Linked DNA regions of Homo sapiens: region 1 is linked to region 2. Evidence: read pairs that join two places in POLR2A ChIA-PET (ENCODE). Cell type or tissue: CD4-positive, alpha-beta T cell. All regions are shown on one strand. Links, peaks and the distances in the headings refer to the core of each region. The heading gives the core; the rest is flanking DNA. Region 1 has its middle 130 kb from the start of CENPF. Region 2 overlaps CENPF (centromere protein F).

Region 1 (15,273 bases), core at 4,379-9,378, 94 kb after region 2:
CACTGTCCAACCAGTCCCAATGAGATGAACTGGGTACCTACCTCAGTTGGAAATGCAGAAATCACTCACCTTCTGAGTTGATCTCTCTGGGAGCTGCAGACCGGAGCTGTTCCTATTCGGCCATCTTGCCAGCAACCTAGATGGCCTTTTATGATCAGTGATCCCTCTATCTAAAATAGCTCCTATAACCCACATGACTATTAACCCCTACTTCTGCTTTTTCTTTCTTCACTGAGTTACACTCGACATTATAATGGATGCGTACTTGCTTACTTGTTTATTGTTTGTCATTGACACTAGAAGGTAAACTTAATGAGGGCAAGGGTTTCGTCTTTTGCAGCCTGGGAGCACCAGTGCCTAGAATAGTGTTGGGCAAATAGGAGGTATGCAATAAATGCACTAACAAAAATTGGCTTTTGAATATCGTTCTTTTTTTCTCAACCCCAAGCTCAGAGTTAACCCTACCCAAATCATGATATAACATTGTGATTAGTTAACAAAAAGCCTCCTTTTTATTACTTTAAAAAAATCTTACTCCATATCCATACTCGTTTCCTCTTACTCCTCTTTTCTCTCAAGGCATCTATGCTAATGATTCTGAAATTTCTCTTTGGTTATATATTTCTTTGGATATAAATTTAAAACACTAAAAATAGTGTTTTAAATTTCTGTGTTATAGTGCTCCAGATCCCATCCTGCTTCTTGTGTTCTTTCAGCGTTGTTTTTAAGAGAACTCTGTTAACTACAGGGTGGTATTATTACATATTTTTTAAACCTTTCCACTTCTTCATTGATGGACATCTAGGCTGACCTCAACTCTGTTGCCAAAACTAATATTGGAATGAATAACCATAATACATGCTCCCTTATATATCCATATGAAAGTGTTCTGGGATATATACTCAAGAGGAGGATTGCTAGATTATAGACTATAGGCATAATTAATTTCTTCAAAGACTACCTGATTGTTTTCAAGAATAACCATACCAATTTGTACTTCCATCAGCACTGCATGAGAATCCAATTTTCATACTGTACTATACTATCTTACATCAAATTTTTGCAACCTGAGGAGTGTATATACTTGTTTTAGTTTGTATTTCTTTTATAACTAATAAGGTACTTGTAATTCATTTAAGATTTGCCATCTATAAATTGTCTATTCATATTTTTTATTCATTTTTTATTGGGTTTTGACTTTTTCTTGTTGACTAGAAGGAGTTCTTTTTATATTTTAGATATTAATCTCTTAACAGTTTTGGAAATTGCAAGTATTTTCTCTTCATCTCTTCCCTGTGAATGTGTTGTCCATGATGATTTTTGTTGAATAGAAATTATTGAAATTCCTCAATATTTAAACTTGTGGCTTTTGGTTTCGAAGTCTTACATATGAGAAAATTCTTCAGTACAAAGTCACGAGGATATTTTTACTATGCTTAGTTCCTTTGGCTCTTTTACATTTAGGAACTCACCTTTATATATGGTGTGAGGTATGTATCTAACTTATTTTTTCTTCATATTATTAGTCATTTTCTTCATTACCCCCATTAAACAGTTCATCATTTTTATAGGAAAGTTGCCAAGATGGTACAGAGAGCACTTGCGTACACCTCACCCAATTTCAGTTTCTTTTAATGTCATCATTTTATATCACTGTGGCACATTTTCCAAAACTAAGAGAACAATATTGGTACAATAACTGTTAACTAAGCTGCAGACTTTTATTCAGATTTTACCAATTTTCCACTAAAAAGCCTTTGCCTTTTCTGTTCCAGGATCCAGTCCAGATTATTATATTGCATTTAGTTTTCATGTCTCCTTAGTCTCCTCTGGTTTAGGACAGTTTCTCAGTCTTCCTTGTTCTTTCTGAACTTGACAGTTTCAAGGAGTATAGTGAGGTATTTTGCACAATGTTTTTCATTTGCATTTGTCTGATGTTTTCCTCATAATAAGATTTTGCTTTATAGATGTTTGAGAAGAATACCACAGAAGTAAACTGCCCTTCTCATTGCATAATATTAGAGGATACATGATGTCCGCATTGACATCACTGTAGGTTGAATAGTATCTCCCCAAAATTTATGTCCACACAGAACCTCAGAACATGACCTTATTTGTCAGTAGGATCTTTACAAATGTAATTAGTTAAAGATCTTGAGATGAAATCATCTGGGATTTAGAGTGAGTCCTAAATCCAATCACTAGTGTCTTTATAAGAGAAAGAAGAGGGAGATTTGTACACAGACATACAGTACAGAATATCACTGAAGACACAGGCAGATATTAGAGTGATGCAGCCACAAGCCAAGGAAACTTGGAGATAGCAGAAGCTGGAAAAGGAAAGGAAGGATTCTCCTTAGAACCTTCGGGAGGAAGGTGAAACTGATTACACCTTGATTTTGGACTTGCAGTCTTCAGCATTGTTAGAGAATAAAGTTTTGTTTTATTAAGCCACTAAGTTTGTAGTAATTTTTTGTGGCAGCCCTAGGAAACTAATACAATTTGGCCAGGTTTCTTCATTATAATGTTACTGTTTTCCCCTTTCTATTATCTGTCCTTTGGAAACAAGTCATTAAGTCCAGTCCACACTCAAAGGATAGGGAAATTAAGCTCCAAGTCCTGAAAGAAATAGTGTCAACATGTATTATTTTGAATTCCCCTGTAAAGAAAGTTTGTTTCTTCTCTTCCATTTATTCATTCAGTTATTTATTTATGTCACAATGAACTCATGTATATTTATTTTATATTTTGTATTATAACCCAATACTACATTGTTTATGTTATTGCTGAACTTGTTGCATCCATGGCCAATGGAAGTTCTATCAGGTTGGCTGGCCCCTGTGTCCTTTGGACATTTTCCCATTTTTCTTCTTTTTGAGCACTGTATTTTCTGTTATATAAATATATTTCTTGTGTGTCTTAAAAATTTTATGTATTTATTTATTATTGATATATAATAGCTCATATTTTTGAAGCACATGTGATATTTTGATACATGTATAATCAATAGATTTTTGATGACATTAATCATATACCAAGCTTCTAAATACTATTTTTGTGCTCTCCACTCTGGTGTGTTGATTTTTGTATGTGTGCCAATCCTGTGCTTTTATTACTATGGTTTTGTAGTTTGTCTTAACATATGTTGAAAGGAGTTCCTTCATGTCCCCTGGTCCTGTCCTTCTTCTTTTTTTTTTTTTTTTGTTTTTTTTTTTGATGGAGTCTCACTCTGTTGCCAGGCTGGAGTGCAGTGGCGCGATCTTGGCTCACTGCAACCTCCACCTCCAGGGTTCAAGCGATTCTCCTGCCTCAGCCTCCCAAGTAGCTGGGACTACAGGCACATGCCACCATGCCCAGCTAAGTTCTGTATTTTTAGTAGAGACGGGGTTTCACCATGTTGGCCAGGATGGTCTTGATCTCTCGACTTTGTGATCCACTCGCATCTGCCTCCCAAAGTGCTGTGATTACAGGTGTGTGCCACTGTGCCCGGCCTCTTCTTCTTTTTCCAAAGTATCTTAGGTCTTTGTAAACTTTATTTATTGTTATATATTTTGAATTGTTTGTTAAGTTTCCCCTGCAAATTTTGCAGAGATTTTCATTTGAATTCCATTCATTTTATAAGTTAATTCTGGAAGAAGAATTGATGTCCTTATACTGTTAAGTCATTCCATCTGTGGACATGTTTTAATTTCCTTTATGTAGTGTTTAACATTTTTCATTAGTAGAATTGAAAAAAAAAAACTTCTCAATGAAGTTTTTGAGAGTTGTTACCATTATCTGTGTCATATATTATTGCTCGGATGACCCAAACACTATTTCCAACCCCTTCTGTGGTTACAGAGGACACCCTCATGAATAGTTCTATTTCCTAGCTAGAGGGTAGTCTGGGATAGAGTTCTGCCAATGAAATATAAGCTGGAGTCTGTGGTAAAGAGGGTTCCTGTGAAAAATTCTGATTTCCTGAAAAAAGGAACAGATGAGCCTGGCACCATCTTTTCCCTTTCATTCTGCTTTAAATGTGGACATGCCTAAAGCTGGAGTAGCTGTCTTGCAATCATAAGGGAAAAGACAAGAGTGGTACAAAGACAATATCCCTGATATTATTGTTCCTCTGAACAAATGCAAGCATGCACCCACCTTCAGATATGTGAGAAAAATCAACTTTTAATTGTTTAAATTGTCATAAGTGGGGCTTTTCTGGTATGTGTAGCTGAACAAAAGCTTAAACTGGTATGTAATGTATTTTCCATTGTATTTCCTAACTGGATATTGGTGGCATAAGGGAACACTACTGACTTTTGTAGATTGAGCTCATGTCTAATAATCTTGCTTAATTTTATTAACTTTATTGAACTACCTGTTAGATTGATTTGCTTGAGTTTTCTATGTATATAATCAAACCATTTGCAAATAATGCTAAACTGCCTCTACCCTCCCACTTTTTTCTTATAAGAACAATTTTCCTCATTGTCTCAGTGTACTGGCCAGGACTTGGCAGTACTAATGGTCATTTATTTTACAAAAACTTATTCAGCACCTGTTTTATGGAGGACACTGTTCTAGTCACTGTGGCAAACAAAGCCTCTCCATTACGCTAAGGACATTCCTGTCTTCTTTCATATCTTAAAGAGAATTCATCTAAACTTTTATCTTACAGTTACCAAAATTCTGGTTTTAAATATATATATATATACATACTAATTCTTAAAATGAAAATGAATCAAATGACTTTCAATAACATATTTCTTATTAAATTATATCATAGTAAGGTGTGATAATCTTCACAAGTTTGACTTTTGCAACTTGGTCAAAAACATTCAATGCTTTTTCAATATTTTTCTTCTTTTCTTTTTCTTTCCTAATTTGAATGTCCACTGTACAATACTGAGTTAGTCATAATCCTTGCTTGTGATATAGTCTATAGTCTAATTGTTTGTCTTTGGATTTATTTATTTATTTAGTAATATAACTGATACCCTTGCATTCATTTTCAATTCAAGAGCTATGGTGCAACTTACATCTTCATTTCTGCTTCTCTCTCTTCCTTCCATCTGCCTCTATCCTTCCTGTTATCACTATCTTGAATATTATGCTTATCATTCTCTAATCTTTATTTTCTTAGTTTTAGGCCTTACATTTCCTTTAACATTATACTTAGTTTTGTTTGTTTTTGAACTTTCAAAGATCTCATATGTAGTCTTTTAGGCTTGCTTATTTCTCTCGATAGCTGTGTATTACACAGATAATACCACGTTGCTAAATGTGCCTCTAATTAATTCATGTTCAATGCTGTGTATTATTCCATTGTGTGAATATACGACAACTTATTTATCTCCTGTTCAGTCAGTGCATCTTTTAGTTGTTTCCAGTTTTCTGCTATTATAAAGTGTTGGTATGAACATTCTTGTTGATGTCTTCTTGCTCGTACTTGTGAGATTGTCTTTAGCTGAGAGCATATGTCTAAGAATGAAATTGCTAGGTTGAAGCATATGCACACCTTCAATTTTAGAAGATAATGCTAAAATTTGTCCAAAGTAATTTTACCAATTTATACTTCACTAGTAATGCATAAGAGATTCTATTGATCGACACCTGCTACTACACTTAATGTTGCAGTCTTTTTCATTTTTATCAATCATATAGGTATAATATGGAATCTCATTTGGTCTTGGTTTGCATTTCCCTGATTTCTGCTGATCCTGAGCTCTTTGTAGGTTTATTGCTCATGTGTGATTCTTGTGACGTGACTGTTAATGTTTTATTTTTGGTTCTCTGAGCCTCAGTTATTTTTTCATCTGTGAAATTCGGTTATTAATGCATACTGTATGGGATTTAATCAGATATTGTATGCAAAAATCTGGCTCAGTGTCTGTCACATAGTAGATCTTTAATATTTAATATTTAATCATTTTTCTTTGTTCCTAAGGTCATCTTGTGGCCTTTTGTGCTTTTCTAGATCCTTCCCTCTCTCTCCCTTCTCCCTTGCTCCTTCCTTCCTCCTTCCTTCCTTCCTTCCTTTTTTATGCCAACTTCAGAGCCCTTCTCTTATACTCAGTTCAGTGTCTGAAGCTCTGTAACCTTTATGGACCATCCAAGGAAGCAAAAGGTGCTTACTACCTTTTTGGACTCTAAGAAACTCAGCTGAATGCACCACCGCTGTTGTTTTCTCCACCTATTGAGAAATACTTCTATTTTGTCTGCAACCATGTTTTGTTGACAATTTGTCCAGCCTCTGACCAGAGACTTCTGTTTTCTTTTGAACCCTGTGCCTATTCCTCAGATCTACTCTTCTTTATCAATATCAGCTGAGAGATCATTTTCTCCAAGGCCTCTCTTATTTCTTTCTTTCTCTTTTTTTTTTTGAGACGGAGTCTCGCTCTGCCGCCCAGGCTGGAGTGCAGTGGCGCGATCTCGGCTTACTGCAAGCTCCGCCTCCCGGGTTCACGCCATTCTCCTGCCTCAGCCTCCCGAGTAGATGGGACTACAGGCGCCAGACACCATGCCTGGCTAATTTTTTCTATTTTTAGTAGAGACGGGGTTTCACCGTGTTAGCCAGGATGGTCTCCATCTCCTGACGTCGTAATCCACCCGCCTCGTCGTCCCAAAGTACTGGGATTACGGGCGTGAGCCACCACGCCCGGCCAGGCCTCTCTTATTTCTATCCCATCCTGCAGTAAATTATCAGACACTCACTGAGTCCCAAGATACGACTCTACTGTGAGTACCAGAATCCTCTCACTCTGGGCTTTGCAAGCTTCACTGTGCGTGTGAATCACCTCGGGATCTTGTTAAAATGCAGATTCTGATTCACTACATCTGAGTAGCCTCTGAGAACCTGCGTGTCTAACAAACTCTCAGGCGACGCAGCTGCTGCTAGTCTGTGGACCACACTTAGAGGAGCAAAGGTCTAGGCAACTTCTGAAGGCTTCTTCCAGCACTGGTTTTTTCTGATCTGTGAGTAGTAAACTGTAACATTCTATTCGCTTTGCTATCTTTTCTCTGTTTCCTCTCTGGTTTATTAGCGATTCATTAATTGAGTTAGCAAATGCTTTTTGAGTACCTGTAATGTAGTTGGCACCAATCTAGTGAAAGACATGTGAAAGTGAACAAAACAAACACCCCTGTCTTTAAGGAACTACCACAAATGCAACTTATAAATAAAAAACAAATACCGTGTACTCTTTTATGCTACCTTTTTTTTTCTGTTCCTGATTTCATGAAATAACACTACACCTTATTTTTGGGTAACCAAGACAAATAATAGTACCCCTTTTTAGCCTTGGCTTCATGTGGTATCTTTCTTTTTTAATACTATTTTAAATTTTATTACAGTTTTCAAAAATAAGCCATTTACAATATTATCTTGTTTAGAATGAACAACTTGTATTATTTTGATGAAAGTTAGTAATGGAATAAGCCACACACACACACACACACACAAAGCATCCTAAGACTCTTGCAAAGTAAACATTTAGTGGCTTTTTTTTTTATAAGAGAAAATTTGATTTCTATATCTAAGTTCTCTGTCAGACTGACTTTCCCTGTTCATTGTATGGCTTTTATTTTTCACGGCAGGAAGTAATTCTCAATAAATCTTAAAATGCAGGATGCCTTCATGTGTGCATGCGTGTCTCTCTCTCTCTCTCTCTCTGTGTGTGTGTGTGTGTGTGTGTGTTTGTCTCTATAATACACTTCAAGACAAAGCTTTTGAAGTGGAAGAAACTTCAAAGTTGGGCACCAAGCTTTTGAAGTGGATCTCACCTGAAACTAATTTTCAAAACAAGATAATTATATAGCATTCTTTCTTGTGCTTCATACATGACAGAGAAGAAATTTGTGGTGGCACATAGCACCTCTACCAAAGCCTAATGAATTTAAGCCAATAAACACAGTAGTTAAGGCATTTAACTTAAGAATTTGAAGACAGTAGTAAAAATGTTTTATAAAAGGAAAATTGGACTGGGCGTGGTGGCTCATGCCTGTAATCGCAGCACTTTGGGAGGCCGAGGCGGGTGGATCACCTGAGGTCGGGAGTTCGAGACCAGCCTGACCAACCTGGTGAAACCCCGTCTCTACTAAAAATACAAAAATTAGCTGGGCGTGGTGGCGCATGCCTGTAATCCCAGCTACTCAGGAGGCTGAGGCAGGGGAATCACCTGAACCTGGGAAGCAGAGGTTGCAGTGAGCCGAGACTGTGCCATTGGACTCTAGCCTAGGCAACAAGAGTGAAACTCTGTTCAAAAAAAAAAAAAAAAAGGAAAATCGGAGGTTCCTTTTACTGTCTGTGAGCACCATGGATTAAAACAACTGGTTAATTTGCAAGCTTGCTTTGGCATATGTGAAAATGATTGCGAGGTGATTGCAAAAATGCAAATTTAGGATACTTTAACACATCTCGTCAATCTCAGATTTAATCTATTCTTAATATATATTTAAAATGCAGCCAAATGACCTTTGAAATAGAATAAAAGAATAAAAAGAGATTCTCTGAAAAAGAAAATAAAAACACAATATCTAGTTTCCTTTTTTAAAAAAAGCAAAACTATTGATGGGCTAATTGATTGTGATACAATAGACAGACATTGTAACTATACTGCAAGTTCTCTTGTTTTCTAAAAAAAGTAATTTTTTTTTTTTGAGACAGTTTCACTCTTCTTGCCCAGGTTGGAGTACGATGGCGTGATCTCAGCTCACTGCAACCTCTGCCTGGGGTTCAAGCAATTCTCCTGCCTCGGCCTCCTGAATAGCTGGGATTACAGGCATGCGCCACCACGCCTGGCTAATTTTGTATTTTTAATAGAGACAGGGTTTCTCCATGTTGGTCAGGCTGGTCTTGAACTCCCAAGCTCAGATGATCCGCCCGCCTCAGCCTTCCAAAGTGCTGGGATTATAGGCATGAGCCGCTGCACCTGGCCATATTTTTTCTTATATTTAAATATAATTTCAGATATTTACATTAATCAATGACATGTCAGACTGGAAAAAGTCTAAAACGTTAGAGTTTTAAACTTTCTAATTTATTGTCTCCAAGTAGGGCTGAAAGAGTTGAATAAAAAGAATTTAAAAGCATAAATATTACAATACTAAAGTACAATAGAGGATACATTAAGCTATGGTAGAGGATACATTTATAATACAGTAGGTTATTTTCATCGGGAGATTATCTTAGGACGGAATTTTTATATTGTTACTTCTGATCATATTTTTTTGTTTCAATACTCTCTAGTTTCTAAAACCACAGTGAAGAACATATACATTATCAAAAGAATTTTGAATTCCTCTACCTTGCTCATGTTGGCTTCAGAGTATCAGTTTTTTTTGTTTGCATTCTATCGATCAAGCAAGTCTCCCATCCAGCCCAGTTTCAAGAGGAGGGAGGGAATTGACTTCATTTTTTGATAGGGGGATGGCATGTTTGTATAGGGAGGAAAAAAAGCTGGTGGCAGCTTTCTGGAAATAAGCTATCACAAGGATCATTCTTTGCATGGCGTGTAAATTAACTATTACAAGACTTTGAAGGCCATAATCTATGACTCTGGATTAAACTGTTTCCTGCAATTGTTTACATGATTTCTGAATGGGTGATCTCCTTAGGAAGGGGATGGCTTCTGAGGCTCAAATCCTCTGTATTTTGGAAAACATAGACATTAACTTTGCAGCTGAGGGTGAATGGAAGCAAAAATATTTTGAAAAAACTTAAATCACTTTAGCAACTTCAACATTACAATTATTGTATAATTATAATAATAAGGTAGAAACCTTATTATTAATGTTTTGTTAATGGTAAATGGACTAAAGTACATCTACACAAGAGAAATGATGTTTGAAAAAATGTACCCTCTACCATAGCTTAATATATTCGCTATTGTACTTTAGCATTGTAATATTTATGCTTTTTCTTTAAAATATGTGCTTGAAAAGATAGTGTCTGCTGGTAATAATTTCATTAATGAAGCATAACTACAATTCTGAAGTTGACTCTTTAAACTTCTTATGAGACTATTAAAGTTTGAACACAAATTTTCATTATTAAAACCTGTCAAATGTCTTTGAGCTTAAATACTAGGAGTCTCCTAAAATTCTACTGCTTGATACCTATGTCATGAAAAGTAAAAGTTATTGTATTCTTGGGAAACTAGTAGAGGGAGGAAACAAAAACAAAATTAAATATGAATATTTTTTCCAGCTTTTGTAACATCAAGAGTTCTTGAGATATAATTTATTCTATATCTACACAATTTTTAACAAGTTTAAACAATTATAATTCCAGAGAAAATGAGTATTTAATGGCTGGAAAAGATCAGCACTGAAGAAGAGATGGAGGCTGGAAACTATGGAAGAAGATCGTAGAGTTCTGGTTGCCTTGGGCTCCAATACTTCTTGACTTGGGCTATATGTCCCATGATAAGCATAAGTGACAGTTCCCAAATCAGTTTCTGTCATGAAGGAGAATGGTAAAGAGGGTTCTCCTACTGATAAAAAGCCAGGCTTCTTTTTAGCATGGCATATACATATCATGACATTTAAAACCCATAGTATTGTAAATCAATGTTATCCCCATTTCACTGGTGAGAAAACAAGCTTATTGAGTTCGAGTAACTTGACCAGGGGGATGTGGTTGAAAATGAGGAACTCGAATGTGGTCCAAAGTCCACTGGTCTCCAAAATCCATTCACCCTGCTATTTACCACAGCAGTCCTCAAACTTTTTGGCATCAGGGACCAGTTTTGTGGGAGACAATTTTTCCATGGACCAGGGGGTCAAGGGGGAATGGTTTTGGGCTAATTCAGCCTATTACATTTATCGTGCATGTTATTTCTAGTATTATTACATTGTAATATATAATGAAATAATTATACAACTCACCATAATGTAGAATCAGTGGGAGCCCTGAGCATGTTTTTCTGCAACTAGACGGTCCCATCTGGGGGTAATGGGAGACAGTGACAGATCATCAGGCATTAGAGTCTCATAAGGAGTGTGTAACCTAGATCTCTTGCACACGCAGTTCACAATAGGGTTTGTGCTCCTATGAGAATCTAATGCTGCCGCTGATCTGATAGGAGGTGGAGCTCAGGTGGTAATGCAAGTGATGAGGAGTGGCTGTGAATACAGATGAAGCTTTGCTCACTCACCCACTGCTCACCTCTTGCTGTGAAGCCCAGTTTCTAACAGGCCACGGACTGGTACCTGGAGACCCTGGTTTACAACATATATGAAGAAACATTATAATCTCAACTATCACCCCCATAACCCTGTGAAGACTATTATAATGTAATTTTATAGGTGGAGAAACTGAGGCTTAAAGATTATTTTTTTCCATGCAGGAAAAAAAAATGTAGAGTGACTTGCACAAAAACAAAACTAGTAAACAGAGGGGTCAGGGCACATAGGCATTTCTAATTGCCGTCTCTTTCCCCAGTGCCAAAGCTTGCGAGTCAACTCTTGCTCTCTGGTTTCTGGTTTCTCCACATCACTAAATGTTGAGATTTATTCCTTACTTCATTTATTCACGTATCAATAAACATTTAGTTAGTGCAAAGTATTTTATTAGGAAGGAAAAATATTTAAGGGGGTTGAAATAGTTAAGATGCTTTTCCCTAAATCTTGTCTCCTGAGATTTTTAAAAAATGTGCATTTCATCTTTTCTTGTTTGAAACAAAAAGCAACAGCTCAAGATGGCATCTGACTGAGATTTTATTTTTATTTTTAATTTTTATGTCTGGTCTGGGGTAGGTTGGATCAAATTTTAAAGAAAACCATTTACTTGCAGTTAGCTGAGAATGAATGACCTAGTTTATTTTGTTGGCAAATTGCCTCCTTGACTAAGAAAAAGTCAAGGCCTATGTATGTCCGTGGCTAGAATGATCTCTTTGTGTCATAGAGGCTATGGCCTTGCCTACTCTAAAGCAAGTCACAAACTCAAGTCAAAAAAGGACTTAAGAGAGAAGAAGCACTTTTCTAAGAGAAAATCAAGAGAATTAGAAATAATGCCTTCCTTTCCCAAGTATTTTTTTACTTTTCTTATTATACTTGTCATTTCTATGTCAGTTTCTATATACATGCCATTTCTATGACATGTGTGCTTGTGGTAGCATGGAAACTGACAGAAATGACAGGTATAATATGAAAAGTAAAAAGTACTTGGGAAAGGAAGGCAACATTTCTAATTCTCTTCCAACTTCTTTAATTTTCTAGATTATACCCTTAATTTTTATTTGTAAAACTAAGAGACATATTGCAATAATTATATACTTAAACCTTAAGGTAGATGTTACCTTTTGCATCAACCATGTGTTTTACAACTATGGTATGATTATGAGAAGTGTTTGGAGTGGGGCTAGGTTTGGGGTAGAAACCTTATTATTAGTATTTTATTAATGGTAAATGGACTAAGGTACATCTTCACAAGAGAAATGATGTTTTGAAAAAATACTTAATGACATGGAAAATGCTCATGATATAATAAAAACTAAAAAATCAGGAGACAATATACTATAGCCTGAGACCATAAGACTAGAAAAATAAAAGACTGAAAGGAAAAAAAAAACTTTGTTATCTCTGGGTGGGAATGTTTACTGTGATATTATTTTTCTCATTGTACCTTCTTGTGTTTCTAAACTCTCTGTGGTGATCATGTACAAACATACCTCAGAGATAATGCAGGTTCGGTTCCAGACCACCTCAATAAAGTGAATATTGCAATAAAGTGAGTCACATATAAAAGTTTCTCAGTGCATATAAAAGTTATGTTTACACTATGCTGTAGTCTATTAAGTGTGCAATAACATTATGTAAAAAAGTACATATTTTAAAAAATACTTTATTTCTAAAAATTGCTAACTGAACCTTCAGCACGTTGTTTTCTCTTTGCAAGTAGAGGATTTTGCCTTGATGTTGATAGCTGTTGACTGATGAGGATGGTGATTGCTGAAGGATGGAGCAGTTGTGGCCATTTCTTAAAATAATATAACAATGAAGTTTGTTGCATCAGTTTTCTTCCTTTCAGGAAAGTTTCTCTGTAGCATGTGATACTGTTGATAGCATTTTACACACAGTAGAACGTCTTCCGAAATTGGAGTCAATCTCTCAAACACTGCCATTGTTTTATCAAATACATTTATGTGACATCCTAAGTCCTTTGTGGTCATTTCAACAATGTTCACAGCATCTTCACCAGGAGTAGATTTCATCTCAAGAAACCACTTTCTTTGCTCATCTATAAAAACCAACTCCTCATCTGTTGACTTTTTTTTTTTTTTTAGACGGGGTCCTACTCTGTCACCCAGGCTGGAGTGTAGTGGCCTGAACTCAGCTCACTGCAACCTCTGCCTCCCACGCTCAAGTGATTCTTATGCCTCAGCCTCTCAAGTAGCTGGGATTACAGGTATGAGCCACCACACCAGATAATTTTTGTATTTTTAGTAGAGATAGGGTTTCGCCATGTTGGCCAGGCTGGTCTCAAACTCCTGGTCTCAAGTGATCTGCCTGCCTTGACCTCCCAAAGTGCTGAGATTACAGGCATGAACCACTGTGCCTGGTCCCAGCTAATTTTTTTGTATTTTTGTAGAGATGAGATTTCACCATGTTGCCCAGGCTGGTCTCAAACTTCAGTTTTTTTGCCAAAAACTCCTCAAGTGATCCTCCCGCCTTGGTCTCCCAAAGTGTTGCTATTACAGGTGTGAACCACCATGTTCAATCTGTTAACATTTTATCATGAGATTGCAGCAACTCATTCATATCTTCAGGCTCCACTTCTAATTCTAGTTCTCATTCTATTTCCACCACATCTACAGTTACTCTTGAATTCCTTGAAGTCATGCATGAAGGTTGGAATCAGCTTCTTCCCAACTCCTGTTAATGTTAATATGTTGACCTTCTCCCATGAATCACATTCTTAATGGCGTGTAGAATGGTGACTTCTTTCCAGCAAGTTTTCACTTTGCCCAGATCCATCAGAGGAATCACTATCTATGGCAGACATAGCCTTATGAAATGCATTTCTTAAATAACAAGACTTGACGGTCGAAATAATAACTTGATCCATGGGTTGCAGAATGTATGCTGTGTTATGATGCATGAAAATAACATTCATCTTCTTTGCACATCTCCACCAGAGCTCTTGGGTGACCAGATGCATTGTTAGTAAGCAACAATATTTTGAAAGGAATCTTTTTTTCCTAAGCAGTACACATCAACAATGTGCTTAAAATATTCAGTAAATCATGCTGTAAACAGATACACTGTCATCCAGGCTTTCTTGTTCCATTCCTAGAGCAAAGGCAGAGTGGTTTAGCATAATTCTTAAAGACCTCAGGATTTTTCAGAATGGTCTTTGAGCATTAGCGTCAACTGAGAGTCATCAGCTGAATTAGCCCCTAAAGAGAATCAGCTTGTCTTTTGACTCTTTGAAGCCAGGCATTGACTTCTCCTCTCTAGTTATGAAAGTTCTCGGTGACATCTTCCAATAGAAGACTGTTTCATCTCCTTTGTGGTTTAGTGTAGCCACCTTCATCAATGATATTAGATCTTCTGGATAACTTATGCAGCTTCTACATCAGCACTTGCTGCTTAGTCTTGCACTTTTATGTTATGGAGATGGCTTTTTAAACCTCATGAACCAATCTCTGCTAGTTTCCAACTCTTCTTCTGCAGCTTCTTCACCTCTCTCAGGCTTCATAGAATTGAAGAGAATTAGAGTCTTGCTCTGAATAAGAGTTTGGCTTAAGGAAATGTCATGTCTAGTTTGATCTTCTATCCTGACCACTCAAACTTTTCAGCAACAAAGCTATTTCACTTTCTTGTCATTTTTGTGTTCCCTGGAGTAGTTCTTAATTTCCTTCAGGAATTTTTCTTTTGCATGCATAATTTGGCCAACCGTTCTGGCTCAAGAAACCTAGCTTTTGGCCTATGTTTGTTTTTGACATGCCTTCCTCATTAAGCTTAGTCATTTCTAGCTTTTGATTTAAAGTGAGAGACATGTGAATCTTCATTTTACTTGAACACCTAGATGCCATTTTAGGGTTACTAACTGGCCTAACTCAGTGTTGTTGTGTCTCAGGTAATAGGAAGGACTGAGGAGAAGGAGAGAGATGGGGGAGTGGCCAGTCAGTGGAGCAGTCAGAGCACACACAATTTATTGCTTACGTTTGCTGTCTTGGATGGGCACAGTCCATGGCAGCTCCCCAAACAATGACAATAGTAACATCAAAAATCACCCAACACGGATCACCTTAGCAATGAAAAAGTTTGAGACATTTCCAGAACTGCCAA
Region 2 (15,273 bases), core at 5,284-10,283:
CATAGATTTAAATAAACAAAAGTAGTGACAGATAAAGAGTTTCTAGATTAAAAATTCTTATAAAAACATCAAGCAATTGTCAATTATATGACTCTGGCTTCAAAAGTGGACACTGACCTTAATGTTCAGCCTGTGCATGCCCTGGTTGACGGTGTCTTTGGAGACTTTGTTTTGTCCACAAAGTGGTGGATGAGGGTTCCTGAATGGCATGGATGCCCTGATGGGATTTTATGCATACATACTTCAATTTGGCTTCTCTCTGAATTTATTTAGTGGCCTGGATTTTATTTTAAAGGGCTTAATTAAGAACCATTCAGTGACAGTTAATAGACTGAAACAATTTGAAGAGAGCCATAAATCAACATTGTAATTTTAAGAAGAGGAACAACACAAGAATGGTAGAAATTTCTTCTCCATCAAACCCCACAGGAAAGAATGTTTTTCTGTTTATTCTTTAAATGTTCTATGATCACTTTTTAGGCTGTAAAGATTAAGAAAACTTTGTCCATAAAGAACAGTTATTTGTTCAGGTGAGGAAAGTCTAAATGTATTTATCCCCACCGCTTTGCAGAGTGTATCATGATGGTAAAATCAGAACATCTGTCAGTAGCAGACAGGTGATTGTTAAATCAGCTAACCCCAAAGGGGCAATACTGCTGGAGATAGGGGGCTGCAGCTCCAGCCACAAAGTGGAAGAAAACTTCAAATCAGATGATAGTTTCATCAGCAAACGTTTTCAAATGGAAGTGTTTGTTTCAGCAAAACAAATGTTTGCCTTTTGGCCAGTGGGGACCAACCAACAGATGCTTCTGCTAACATTTCCACAGGCAGACTGGCATCGAACTCTTCCCTCTGTGAGCTTCCCTTTCAGCCAGGAACTCTCCCGCGACTCCACTGGCTGCCTGGTGGAAACATTTTGTAAAAGCAATCATCTGGTTAAGAGAGTCCAAACACTTTAAAAACTGCTTGCTTGGCCAAGTCGCAGTAGTGGGCTGGACATTGTCTTGCAGGTGTTTCTGAAGACTTGTTCATCCCCACGAGGTCTGGTCCGTGAGCTGTAGCGCTGTCCTCAGTTAATCCCAGCCTGTACTGAGGTGCATGCATCACATTTCACTGGTATATCATTGATGTCTGTGTCAAATGAGGGCATCTGTGTGAAAGTGTCTAGCACCGGGCCTGGGGATGAAGTTAATATTTGTCTTAATTTATGGTTATGTTTATGTATGTGTCATCTTTTGAGGGTGATAGCAAGATTTCAAAGAGTTTGGCTGGCTCTTGTGTTTTGCATTGGGATTGGGACCAGATAACTGATGAACCCAGTTAGAGTGGTGGTGTAACTTAGTGGGAAAATGGTAGTGGCTTTAGAGTGAGTGAGATCTGAGATTGTGTTGCTTTTCTGCCACCTACCACAATGTGACCTTTAGACAGTGGCTTACCCTTTCTCAGTCTGACTTTCCTCATCTGCATATAGGGACAAATCATTCTCCTGCCTTTTCAAGGCTGTATTCTTGGTTAAGTTAAATATTGTATGTAAAGTGCTTAGCCCAGTGCCCAGCACATAAGTGCTCAGTCAGTTATTGCAGTCCAACACCTGCCCATTGCCTTGGTCTTCATCACTGCCATGACCTTTTGATGTTAGCATTGTTTGCTGTCACCTACAGGCACAGAAAGTGTGATCAGGGGACAGTGCACTTGAGATTTCTCATATTTATAATTTTGCCTGTTCTATTACTGTGTCACTCTGGGTATCTTTCTGTGTCTAATTATATGTAAGCACTAACAAATTTAGGACGCTTATAGGTTTTGGATGCCGAAATAATGTGACAGTTGTACTGAAATTTTCCTTGTCTGTGTTTAGTAAACATGCTGCTCACAATGAGAAATTATCAGTACTGGAAATGTGATTTAATGGCCCAATCAAGGGTAAAGTTAACATTTAGTATCAAAGTGAATGGAGGGTTTAGATAAGCTGCTCGTCCACTATCCAGTGCCAGCCCCATAGCATTGGGGTTAGGCAATAAAATACCATCGTTTGACAGTCAAGATGAGGGAACACTTGCCTGGGGACCTTTCCAAGCATAGGGATCTGTATTACACTAGGTCCTCTAAGGAGCTGGCTCTGGCAAGCAAGAGAGATGAGGAGGAAAGGGAAAAACACATTCTTTGCATCCATCCCTTATCCAAGTATATAGGCTTCGCCCAGCAGGGGACGTATTAAGCTATATTCATGGATGGGATCATGAAATGCCACACAGTAGCTGAAATTTGTTTTGTCTGGCCCTAGGAAATGATGCCTCCCTTGCTGCTCCTAAAGCGAAGTTGATCTGGGTGGAATTGCTTGCTAAGCTCTAATGCTGGCTTGTGGTTATAGGGATTTTTGTTGTGCTTTTCCAGCATAGTACCCAATTTTGCAAATCATGTGAGGATGCAGGAGATGCCTAGGAAAATGTATCTTTGTATGCTTAACTCATTGTTGATAATGAGATACCCAATCAAGTCTTAAGTGGCTGTAGCCTCGTGGAAAACTAATTGCTGATGGATGGCAGCTTGCACATCCATTTTCAGATGTTCATTTTCTAAATTCTGGCCTTTTAAAATTCTTGGGTTGGTCATAGCCATAGCATTATAAGCCTGCTGGGTCCCAGGATTGGCTGAACATTTCTTCGTTAGACACAAATATTTACGGAGCTAATGCCAGAATAGAGAAAGTCATGTTAATCTTTCCATTGAGCTTACTATTCATTTAAATGTCTCCAGTTATGGACAGACATGGATCGAGACCAACAAACACATAAACATAAAATTCCCCATCTTTCCCTGGTGCCCTCTCTCTCTTCTTTTTTCCTTCCTTCCTATTGGGACGCACCTAGTTTTGCACAGTGTCTTTCCAGCTTTCTTGTCAAGCCTCCAGATGCAGGTGTCATTTGATTTGATTAAAAAATTTTTTTTTTAGAGTAAGAAAATATTTTTTCATTTGCAAAATAAAAATGCTAAGTCGACCCAGGTAATTACATTCTAGTTCCTCTTCTATGTTGACCTCATTCAGCTGATCTTAGCATTGATTACAGAGATCTGGCTACTGTTAAATTTTGGGAGGAAATACTACTAATAATGCTACATTGCCCCTGTCAAAGTGCTTTAAGATGTTTGTCCTTTCACATCTGTGATCTCATTTGAGGGGTGATTATTCTGAGTCTGAAGAACAAACCAGTCATTATACGTTCCATAATTTAATGATGCTAATTTAAATCAATAACATTGTTGCACCTTAATGATCGTGCTTTGCAAAGTTTAACACTGACTAGTGTGAATGTTAGCCTATCAATCTTGAGATCGGTTGGAGCTGCCCTTTAGTTCTGATTGATATCTTAATTCGATAGAGTGTCAGTTTAGCAGCAGGGAAGCAGGATCAGGACACGGTAGATGGGAGTATAATAACTACAACAGGTTCTGTCTTATTTTAATGATGAAATGAACGCATATACATGAACGGAGCAGCTGCCAGCAAGTTTTCAAGTACTTTCTACTAGCCAGATTCTCCCTCTTCTTGAATTTGGCTTTGCTACATCGGTACCCATCTGCTGGTAGTAACCAGACTGATAATTGAAGGCAGCCTTCCAACACAGTATTGCCACGGCCATCTGTTTTCTAACAGTGCAGTAGGGTTTTGGAGGATGGGTCTTAATTGTTTCTTTAAGATTCAGAATTTTTCCTCTACTTCACAAAGGGGTAATTTTGGTAGGTTTGAAATGCAGTTTAGAAAAAAGTTAGCTTTATATGATTTTTCCCCGCTTGAGGATGTGAGGTGCTTGGTTCTCTTAGCTTGTAATGATTTATGCCAATTCCCTGTGGTCCAAAGGGTGGCATACAGTATAGGTTGAGATACTTGTTTGTTATGTGAGTCTTATGTGGTTAATAAGCAAAAAAGTTTTTCTTTGGCATGTAAATATTGCTTGCTTTTAAGATTCAGAACATATAGGCCTCCCTAGTAGTAGAATGGAACTACACATGTACCTGTGTTACTTTATTGCATGCTGTTGCGTGGATGTCTCTTCAATCAGATGCCCAAAGAACCTGTTTTCACTGTGAAAGCTCAGAAGCTAGAATTAATTCTTCCTCTGTGTTCCAGCCCTCTGATTTCCCATAGCACACTCAATGTCTCTTTAGTATTTAGCATATCCTATTGTGTATTAAATGATTAGTATCACATCTTCCCCCACTGGAGGATGTCTGCCCCAAGGGCAGAGACTCTGTCTTATTTATATTTGCATTTTTTGTAATGCACATTCCAGCATCTTGAATATTGTTGGTTTTCTTGATAAGCATTTATTGAAGGTAATTTTTCCCACAGAATCATTCCTGTAACAGCAAACCTTAAGATGGTTTTGCAATGAAAAGTAAACATATGTGCTGAGATTTTTTTTTTTTTTTGGTTTATTAACAAATCAAATGTTTGCAAAGGTATATTTGGCCATTCAGGTGTGATAGGAACTTGGAGGTTTTGTCTTGAGGATCTTGTAGATAGGATTTTCCTTTTGAGCTTACTCTTTAATAGGCGTATGAACAATGAGAAAGTTCAATGAAACTTCTTGAAAGAAAAAATTATCTTCAGATTTGGGTTTGATGCTGTTGTCTTCTGTTCATAACATTATTTAAGTAAGAATGTCTGACTTCATTAGGTACTCAAACGGGGAAATTGTGATTCTTTCCCTAGTGAGATACACAAACAGTTCTGCTAGGGACCTTTATTAAGGCAGAAGTCATAACTTACTTGAGCATTCGTTTTGGCTATAACCAATTAAAATGTGTGTTTTAGGAAATGAAGAAGGAAAACAACCTCCTTAAGAGTCACTCTGAGCAAAAGGCCAGAGAAGTCTGCCACCTGGAGGCAGAACTCAAGAACATCAAACAGTGTTTAAATCAGAGCCAGAATTTTGCAGAAGAAATGAAAGGTAAGTAAACTTAGTATTTTAGAGTTACCTTTCTAAGCTGCTATTCCCGTGAGAGGGGATGGATGGCATTAACATATTAGAGAAACTCTTTGGATTTTTTTTCATATATTCCCTCAAAAAGATGTGCGCAGTTGATGTGGAAGAGTTTTCCCTCTTCTAGTTTTTAGTTTCCAGAGTGAGAGTGGGACTTTTTTTAATTGGAACATATTGAGTCCCAAACGCCTGATGCTCAGCACTTTGAAATCAGAAGGGTAAATATTTTCCACACAAAGCTAAATTGTCAGTGCTGTCTCTCACCCCCGAGTGCTATTCTCTGTGTCTCTAGTGTGCTTGTTAGTTACATCCAGACAGCTCATCTCCTGACTCATTACCATTTCCCTTATAATGGAAAAACCCTATATTAAATGCATGTTTTCCAAGCTCCTAATGACCATTGTTTTTTGATGACTTACTTGACTGAATGATTTTATTTTCTTATTTTAAAGCCAAAGAATTCTGCTCTACACATCAAATGAATCCACTCTTGGTTTCATATTTGTATGTTTGTGCCGGATGTCTTCTACATACCCTTTATTTTCTCACCTGGGGTGTTTGCATATCTAGAATTTCTTTGAACTCTGTCCTGTGGAATGTGTGTCACACTTCTCTGTGACTATTTTTTTAAAACCCCAATCTTGGTGTGGTGGCGGGTGCCTGTAGTCCCAGCTACTCTGGAGGCTGAGGCAGGAGAATGGCATGAACCCAGGAGGCGGAGATTGCGCCACTGCACTCCAGCCAGGGCGACAGAGCGAGACTCCATCTCAAAAAAATAAAACAAAACAAAAACCCAATCTTCCCAAGACAGCTTTTAGTTTTTCCACAGCAGCAGATAGAAATGTCAGTTTTCAGCTTTCTTGAAGGGAAACTGTAAGAAAAGGAACAGTTGGGGCATTTTTCAGTGTTGATCACCCAGGTGATTGTTTGAGTTGCTCACAGCAAAGTGGGATGAAGCCCTTGTGGTGCTGTCTACATAAGCCCTTAACTATAAGTAGGTAGATTGAGATTGACAGCTTAGAAGTTCGTACTGCTTTCCACTTGATATGATGTCTGAGATTGTAATACATGTTACCTTTATCATCTACTGTGGAGGTTCTCAACTTTCAATCTCCCCCAACATACTTGAGCAACATGAAGCCTTCTTATCACTGTTTAATGAAAACATCGTGGTTATTCCCAACCAGGAGGGGCCAGTATGTATAGATGAGTCATTAGGCAGAAGACAGGGGGTAACGGAGTTTGAAGAAGCTTCCAAATGACTGTGACATTCATAGACACTGCCACCCTTACTATGAGGGGCTGGGATGGGGGTGATAATGTTCCTCAGGAATATTCACATATAGGCCTTGAGAATTACTGATATATGGCATCATTTACTCTTTTCTACTTAAGTCTAATCCTGTGGATGTTTTAGCTAAAATGGTGGAGTACTTATTTACTTTTCTGAGACATCAGAATTACTCTACAATAAAGTGGGATGTTCCCATTTCAGTGCTGTTCTTGTCCCAGTTTTCTCTCTTGGAATAAATATTTGAAAAGATGGTAAAAATATACACATATGTAAACACATACAAAGAAAAGAAACAGTGCTTAGGAAAATCATCCCTTGGTATTTTATTCAATAACATGTTCTTAAGCTGCTAGAAAGAAGATGAACAAATGTGTTACTCTCCTTAAGATAACCATTTTTCTCATTTTTATATAAGATAATTACCAAGTGATCCACTTTCTAGGAGGTACCCAGGCAATAATGCCAGTTTTTCCAGGGCTTGAGTAGTTGTTAGTTTGTTTGGATTTTGCCAGGGGGCGGGGGGAGGGGTTAGCGTTTCTGTAGAATAAACATTTATTACAAACATTGACGACTTTTATTTATTTTTAAATAGCGAAGAATACCTCTCAGGAAACCATGTTAAGAGATCTTCAAGAAAAAATAAATCAGCAAGAAAACTCCTTGACTTTAGAAAAACTGAAGCTTGCTGTGGCTGATCTGGAAAAGCAGCGAGATTGTTCTCAAGACCTTTTGAAGAAAAGAGAACATCACATTGAACAACTTAATGATAAGTTAAGCAAGACAGAGAAAGAGTCCAAAGCCTTGCTGAGTGCTTTAGAGTTAAAAAAGAAAGAATATGAAGAATTGAAAGAAGAGAAAACTCTGTTTTCTTGTTGGAAAAGTGAAAACGAAAAACTTTTAACTCAGATGGAATCAGAAAAGGAAAACTTGCAGAGTAAAATTAATCACTTGGAAACTTGTCTGAAGACACAGCAAATAAAAAGTCATGAATACAACGAGAGAGTAAGAACGCTGGAGATGGACAGAGAAAACCTAAGTGTCGAGATCAGAAACCTTCACAACGTGTTAGACAGTAAGTCAGTGGAGGTAGAGACCCAGAAACTAGCTTATATGGAGCTACAGCAGAAAGCTGAGTTCTCAGATCAGAAACATCAGAAGGAAATAGAAAATATGTGTTTGAAGACTTCTCAGCTTACTGGGCAAGTTGAAGATCTAGAACACAAGCTTCAGTTACTGTCAAATGAAATAATGGACAAAGACCGGTGTTACCAAGACTTGCATGCCGAATATGAGAGCCTCAGGGATCTGCTAAAATCCAAAGATGCTTCTCTGGTGACAAATGAAGATCATCAGAGAAGTCTTTTGGCTTTTGATCAGCAGCCTGCCATGCATCATTCCTTTGCAAATATAATTGGAGAACAAGGAAGCATGCCTTCAGAGAGGAGTGAATGTCGTTTAGAAGCAGACCAAAGTCCGAAAAATTCTGCCATCCTACAAAATAGAGTTGATTCACTTGAATTTTCATTAGAGTCTCAAAAACAGATGAACTCAGACCTGCAAAAGCAGTGTGAAGAGTTGGTGCAAATCAAAGGAGAAATAGAAGAAAATCTCATGAAAGCAGAACAGATGCATCAAAGTTTTGTGGCTGAAACAAGTCAGCGCATTAGTAAGTTACAGGAAGACACTTCTGCTCACCAGAATGTTGTTGCTGAAACCTTAAGTGCCCTTGAGAACAAGGAAAAAGAGCTGCAACTTTTAAATGATAAGGTAGAAACTGAGCAGGCAGAGATTCAAGAATTAAAAAAGAGCAACCATCTACTTGAAGACTCTCTAAAGGAGCTACAACTTTTATCCGAAACCCTAAGCTTGGAGAAGAAAGAAATGAGTTCCATCATTTCTCTAAATAAAAGGGAAATTGAAGAGCTGACCCAAGAGAATGGGACTCTTAAGGAAATTAATGCATCCTTAAATCAAGAGAAGATGAACTTAATCCAGAAAAGTGAGAGTTTTGCAAACTATATAGATGAAAGGGAGAAAAGCATTTCAGAGTTATCTGATCAGTACAAGCAAGAAAAACTTATTTTACTACAAAGATGTGAAGAAACCGGAAATGCATATGAGGATCTTAGTCAAAAATACAAAGCAGCACAGGAAAAGAATTCTAAATTAGAATGCTTGCTAAATGAATGCACTAGTCTTTGTGAAAATAGGAAAAATGAGTTGGAACAGCTAAAGGAAGCATTTGCAAAGGAACACCAAGAATTCTTAACAAAATTAGCATTTGCTGAAGAAAGAAATCAGAATCTGATGCTAGAGTTGGAGACAGTGCAGCAAGCTCTGAGATCTGAGATGACAGATAACCAAAACAATTCTAAGAGCGAGGCTGGTGGTTTAAAGCAAGAAATCATGACTTTAAAGGAAGAACAAAACAAAATGCAAAAGGAAGTTAATGACTTATTACAAGAGAATGAACAGCTGATGAAGGTAATGAAGACTAAACATGAATGTCAAAATCTAGAATCAGAACCAATTAGGAACTCTGTGAAAGAAAGAGAGAGTGAGAGAAATCAATGTAATTTTAAACCTCAGATGGATCTTGAAGTTAAAGAAATTTCTCTAGATAGTTATAATGCGCAGTTGGTGCAATTAGAAGCTATGCTAAGAAATAAGGAATTAAAACTTCAGGAAAGTGAGAAGGAGAAGGAGTGCCTGCAGCATGAATTACAGACAATTAGAGGAGATCTTGAAACCAGCAATTTGCAAGACATGCAGTCACAAGAAATTAGTGGCCTTAAAGACTGTGAAATAGATGCGGAAGAAAAGTATATTTCAGGGCCTCATGAGTTGTCAACAAGTCAAAACGACAATGCACACCTTCAGTGCTCTCTGCAAACAACAATGAACAAGCTGAATGAGCTAGAGAAAATATGTGAAATACTGCAGGCTGAAAAGTATGAACTCGTAACTGAGCTGAATGATTCAAGGTCAGAATGTATCACAGCAACTAGGAAAATGGCAGAAGAGGTAGGGAAACTACTAAATGAAGTTAAAATATTAAATGATGACAGTGGTCTTCTCCATGGTGAGTTAGTGGAAGACATACCAGGAGGTGAATTTGGTGAACAACCAAATGAACAGCACCCTGTGTCTTTGGCTCCATTGGACGAGAGTAATTCCTACGAGCACTTGACATTGTCAGACAAAGAAGTTCAAATGCACTTTGCCGAATTGCAAGAGAAATTCTTATCTTTACAAAGTGAACACAAAATTTTACATGATCAGCACTGTCAGATGAGCTCTAAAATGTCAGAGCTGCAGACCTATGTTGACTCATTAAAGGCCGAAAATTTGGTCTTGTCAACGAATCTGAGAAACTTTCAAGGTGACTTGGTGAAGGAGATGCAGCTGGGCTTGGAGGAGGGGCTCGTTCCATCCCTGTCATCCTCTTGTGTGCCTGACAGCTCTAGTCTTAGCAGTTTGGGAGACTCCTCCTTTTACAGAGCTCTTTTAGAACAGACAGGAGATATGTCTCTTTTGAGTAATTTAGAAGGGGCTGTTTCAGCAAACCAGTGCAGTGTAGATGAAGTATTTTGCAGCAGTCTGCAGGAGGAGAATCTGACCAGGAAAGAAACCCCTTCGGCCCCAGCGAAGGGTGTTGAAGAGCTTGAGTCCCTCTGTGAGGTGTACCGGCAGTCCCTCGAGAAGCTAGAAGAGAAAATGGAAAGTCAAGGGATTATGAAAAATAAGGAAATTCAAGAGCTCGAGCAGTTATTAAGTTCTGAAAGGCAAGAGCTTGACTGCCTTAGGAAGCAGTATTTGTCAGAAAATGAACAGTGGCAACAGAAGCTGACAAGCGTGACTCTGGAGATGGAGTCCAAGTTGGCGGCAGAAAAGAAACAGACGGAACAACTGTCACTTGAGCTGGAAGTAGCACGACTCCAGCTACAAGGTCTGGACTTAAGTTCTCGGTCTTTGCTTGGCATCGACACAGAAGATGTAAGTACCTGGGATTTAAATGCCATTTCTCGGTTTACATGACTAGTGGACACTCAGTAAATGTTTGTCTAATTGAAATGTACATTAAACCTAAGTTAAAATATTTTTAGGGTTCAAGGAAATAAAATACACCAAAATATTTTCAAAACAAACCAGAACTTGAGGAAAATGAGTAAACGTTATTTGAGGAATAAATTTCTATAGGGATTAGATTTACATAGCATTATATAGAATATTACTAAAGATGTTTTTAAAGTCTGGAGAAAATTATATTATGGAGTCAGAAAGTCTTTAGAATGTGTGTTTCCACCCTTTGTGCATTAATAAAGTATACTGAAATAATTAAGAACTTACAAATGGTAATATGTAAATTTTTAATCTCTCCCACTTTTCAGACTATTTTTGATGTTATGGCATTATCGTCATGAAACTAAATACAGCAGATTCTTTATGTATTACTAAACAGTTTTCTCTCTAACAATTTACTGTGGTACAAAAATATGATTTGGTATAAGTCATTTAAAAGGGCTTTTAAAAAATTGAATACATATTTGTTTAATTGCTTGTAACTTTGTCCTTTCTAGCCTGCTAGCTTAATTAATAATGCTATATAGTGTATGCATGTCACTTGATTTCCTCTGTCTATCTCTGTGAGGTAGAGAAGGCAGGTCATGGTGAGGTGATGGCAGGTGTAGGTGCAACAGCAGATCCCCAGTTTACAGATGAGAGGAAAGTGAGGCTCAAATATGTAATTTATCCAATAATGTACAGTAAGTGCTGGATTGGGGATTAAGTCCTTGGACTGGGAATCTGGTTATGAAACTTTACTGCCTTATTAAAGAGTATCATAAATGCTGAAGGTGGAAGCTGAGCATTTTGTTAGCCTCTTATTTAATAATTACAAAGAGATTTCATATTTAGGCTACCTGAATATTCTTAGCAAGGGAAAAATATGAAATTTAAATACATTACAAATTGTAATTGAGCCGAAGGGTTTGTCTTCAAGATAAATGCCTAACCCCAGTGTCTTGCCCATAGGGGCCACTTACTGAACGTATAAGTATGTTGAACATTTGAATGAAGAGAGAAAGATGTAGTGGGAAATTCACCACTTTAAGAGATGTGTTTAGCAGAGGCCACGCATCAGTTTCTAAAAAGTAATAACTAAATCTATTCTATTTTGATTCTTTTTGAAAAATAAAATGCATGCTTGTTATGTATTATAATTACAGGCTATTCAAGGCCGAAATGAGAGCTGTGACATATCAAAAGAACATACTTCAGAAACTACAGAAAGAACACCAAAGCATGATGTTCATCAGATTTGTGATAAAGATGCTCAGCAGGACCTCAATCTAGACATTGAGAAAATAACTGAGACTGGTGCAGTGAAACCCACAGGAGAGTGCTCTGGGGAACAGTCCCCAGATACCAATTATGAGCCTCCAGGGGAAGATAAAACCCAGGGCTCTTCAGAATGCATTTCTGAATTGTCATTTTCTGGTCCTAATGCTTTGGTACCTATGGATTTCCTGGGGAATCAGGAAGATATCCATAATCTTCAACTGCGGGTAAAAGAGACATCAAATGAGAATTTGAGATTACTTCATGTGATAGAGGACCGTGACAGAAAAGTTGAAAGTTTGCTAAATGAAATGAAAGAATTAGACTCAAAACTCCATTTACAGGAGGTACAACTAATGACCAAAATTGAAGCATGCATAGAATTGGAAAAAATAGTTGGGGAACTTAAGAAAGAAAACTCAGATTTAAGTGAAAAATTGGAATATTTTTCTTGTGATCACCAGGAGTTACTCCAGAGAGTAGAAACTTCTGAAGGCCTCAATTCTGATTTAGAAATGCATGCAGATAAATCATCACGTGAAGATATTGGAGATAATGTGGCCAAGGTGAATGACAGCTGGAAGGAGAGATTTCTTGATGTGGAAAATGAGCTGAGTAGGATCAGATCGGAGAAAGCTAGCATTGAGCATGAAGCCCTCTACCTGGAGGCTGACTTAGAGGTAGTTCAAACAGAGAAGCTATGTTTAGAAAAAGACAATGAAAATAAGCAGAAGGTTATTGTCTGCCTTGAAGAAGAACTCTCAGTGGTCACAAGTGAGAGAAACCAGCTTCGTGGAGAATTAGATACTATGTCAAAAAAAACCACGGCACTGGATCAGTTGTCTGAAAAAATGAAGGAGAAAACACAAGAGCTTGAGTCTCATCAAAGTGAGTGTCTCCATTGCATTCAGGTGGCAGAGGCAGAGGTGAAGGAAAAGACGGAACTCCTTCAGACTTTGTCCTCTGATGTGAGTGAGCTGTTAAAAGACAAAACTCATCTCCAGGAAAAGCTGCAGAGTTTGGAAAAGGACTCACAGGCACTGTCTTTGACAAAATGTGAGCTGGAAAACCAAATTGCACAACTGAATAAAGAGAAAGAATTGCTTGTCAAGGAATCTGAAAGCCTGCAGGCCAGACTGAGTGAATCAGATTATGAAAAGCTGAATGTCTCCAAGGCCTTGGAGGCCGCACTGGTGGAGAAAGGTGAGTTCGCATTGAGGCTGAGCTCAACACAGGAGGAAGTGCATCAGCTGAGAAGAGGCATCGAGAAACTGAGAGTTCGCATTGAGGCCGATGAAAAGAAGCAGCTGCACATCGCAGAGAAACTGAAAGAACGCGAGCGGGAGAATGATTCACTTAAGGATAAAGTTGAGAACCTTGAAAGGGAATTGCAGATGTCAGAAGAAAACCAGGAGCTAGTGATTCTTGATGCCGAGAATTCCAAAGCAGAAGTAGAGACTCTAAAAACACAAATAGAAGAGATGGCCAGAAGCCTGAAAGTTTTTGAATTAGACCTTGTCACGTTAAGGTCTGAAAAAGAAAATCTGACAAAACAAATACAAGAAAAACAAGGTCAGTTGTCAGAACTAGACAAGTTACTCTCTTCATTTAAAAGTCTGTTAGAAGAAAAGGAGCAAGCAGAGATACAGATCAAAGAAGAATCTAAAACTGCAGTGGAGATGCTTCAGAATCAGTTAAAGGAGCTAAATGAGGCAGTAGCAGCCTTGTGTGGTGACCAAGAAATTATGAAGGCCACAGAACAGAGTCTAGACCCACCAATAGAGGAAGAGCATCAGCTGAGAAATAGCATTGAAAAGCTGAGAGCCCGCCTAGAAGCTGATGAAAAGAAGCAGCTCTGTGTCTTACAACAACTGAAGGAAAGTGAGCATCATGCAGATTTACTTAAGGGTAGAGTGGAGAACCTTGAAAGAGAGCTAGAGATAGCCAGGACAAACCAAGAGCATGCAGCTCTTGAGGCAGAGAATTCCAAAGGAGAGGTAGAGACCCTAAAAGCAAAAATAGAAGGGATGACCCAAAGTCTGAGAGGTCTGGAATTAGATGTTGTTACTATAAGGTCAGAAAAAGAAAATCTGACAAATGAATTACAAAAAGAGCAAGAGCGAATATCTGAATTAGAAATAATAAATTCATCATTTGAAAATATTTTGCAAGAAAAAGAGCAAGAGAAAGTACAGATGAAAGAAAAATCAAGCACTGCCATGGAGATGCTTCAAACACAATTAAAAGAGCTCAATGAGAGAGTGGCAGCCCTGCATAATGACCAAGAAGCCTGTAAGGCCAAAGAGCAGAATCTTAGTAGTCAAGTAGAGTGTCTTGAACTTGAGAAGGCTCAGTTGCTACAAGGCCTTGATGAGGCCAAAAATAATTATATTGTTTTGCAATCTTCAGTGAATGGCCTCATTCAAGAAGTAGAAGATGGCAAGCAGAAACTGGAGAAGAAGGATGAAGAAATCAGTAGACTGAAAAATCAAATTCAAGACCAAGAGCAGCTTGTCTCTAAACTGTCCCAGGTGGAAGGAGAGCACCAACTTTGGAAGGAGCAAAACTTAGAACTGAGAAATCTGACAGTGGAATTGGAGCAGAAGATCCAAGTGCTACAATCCAAAAATGCCTCTTTGCAGGACACATTAGAAGTGCTGCAGAGTTCTTACAAGAATCTAGAGAATGAGCTTGAATTGACAAAAATGGACAAAATGTCCTTTGTTGAAAAAGTAAGTGGCTATATCTGTTTATGTTTAAATATGTAGTCATGAGGCAGGAAACCATATTTTCTTCTAGACACTGTGAATTGTATTTACTTCTAGACCGTGTCTGCTATATTGGACCAAACTTTGTAAAGGCTTTATGTTTACTGGGTCTTGAATTGCAGAAACACTGAGTTGGCTCTGGCAGTAGTCACTATTCTGGCTGATTCTTTGGGACATGTTCATGGATTGGACCAGGTTTTTAATGTGGCACCTACATAAGGGCAAAGCTTTGGTTTATGCACAGTTCCTTGTTCTAGTTATATTTCCTTTTCTTAGAGTACATCAGAATAGTGGCCTCCCCATATCCAGTTGAGACTCACTGCTATAGAGAGTATAACAGACATTATCTAGGATCGGAAAGGATCTGCCTGCCTTACTGTGTCTTTTTTGCCTTCAGGACAAAGCACTTTTAAAGATACTGATAGATTTGTAACCAACAGAGCACTCATGGCTTCTAGGGTGTGTTTTGGGGATTTCGTGCTTTCAGTCCCTCTTATACCTTCTCTTTGTGCAGTCTTCTATTGTATTAGTTGATGATTAAAGGGAAGATCTGCCATCAAGAGGCTCAATTATTAAAGAAAAATTAAGTTTTGGCCCAGTGAGCTTACTTAGTGATCTAGGAAAGTGATTTTGTCACACTTAATTCTTGCTGAACAAATATTAAAGAATAAAAGGACTATCCACAAAATTCATCTCCACCCTGTATTTTCTAAGAATTTTGGGGTTTTGGATACCTTGCAAGAGATGGCAGTCAGTATAGAGATGATGAGACAAACCATAGCAAGCTGTTTCACTTCAAGGGACAAATGCAAACAATAGCTTTTTAACTGTTTTTCAGTAATCATAAGCATGTTTATTGCAGATTAGTATGGCACTGGGGGATTAG

What was found. Peaks named below come from ENCODE experiments on the same cell type or tissue, not always from the same donor. Only the 100,000 strongest peaks of a DNase experiment are listed, where the experiment ranks them.
Region 1: POLR2A ChIA-PET joins it to region 2 with 6 read pairs; 2 of 35 experiments call an interaction of 5 or more read pairs at or near these places.

The regions. Positions count from the first base shown.
Region 1 is chr1:214,727,969-214,743,241 of GRCh38, forward strand. No RefSeq gene overlaps it. Among named protein-coding and RNA genes, the nearest start is that of CENPF, 130 kb to the left of the region's middle. In CD4-positive, alpha-beta T cell, for the core only: no CTCF peak of the experiment used is centred there; no DNase peak of the experiment used is centred there.
Region 2 is chr1:214,633,050-214,648,322 of GRCh38, forward strand. CENPF (centromere protein F) reads left to right here. Exons shown (of 20, transcript NM_016343.4): 11 at 4,817-4,952; 12 at 6,872-10,275; 13 at 11,508-14,351. Among named protein-coding and RNA genes, the nearest start is that of CENPF, 37 kb to the left of the region's middle. In CD4-positive, alpha-beta T cell, for the core only: no CTCF peak of the experiment used is centred there; a DNase peak (open chromatin) is centred at 7,962; H3K4me3 peaks cover 1,296 bases; H3K27ac peaks cover 2,884 bases.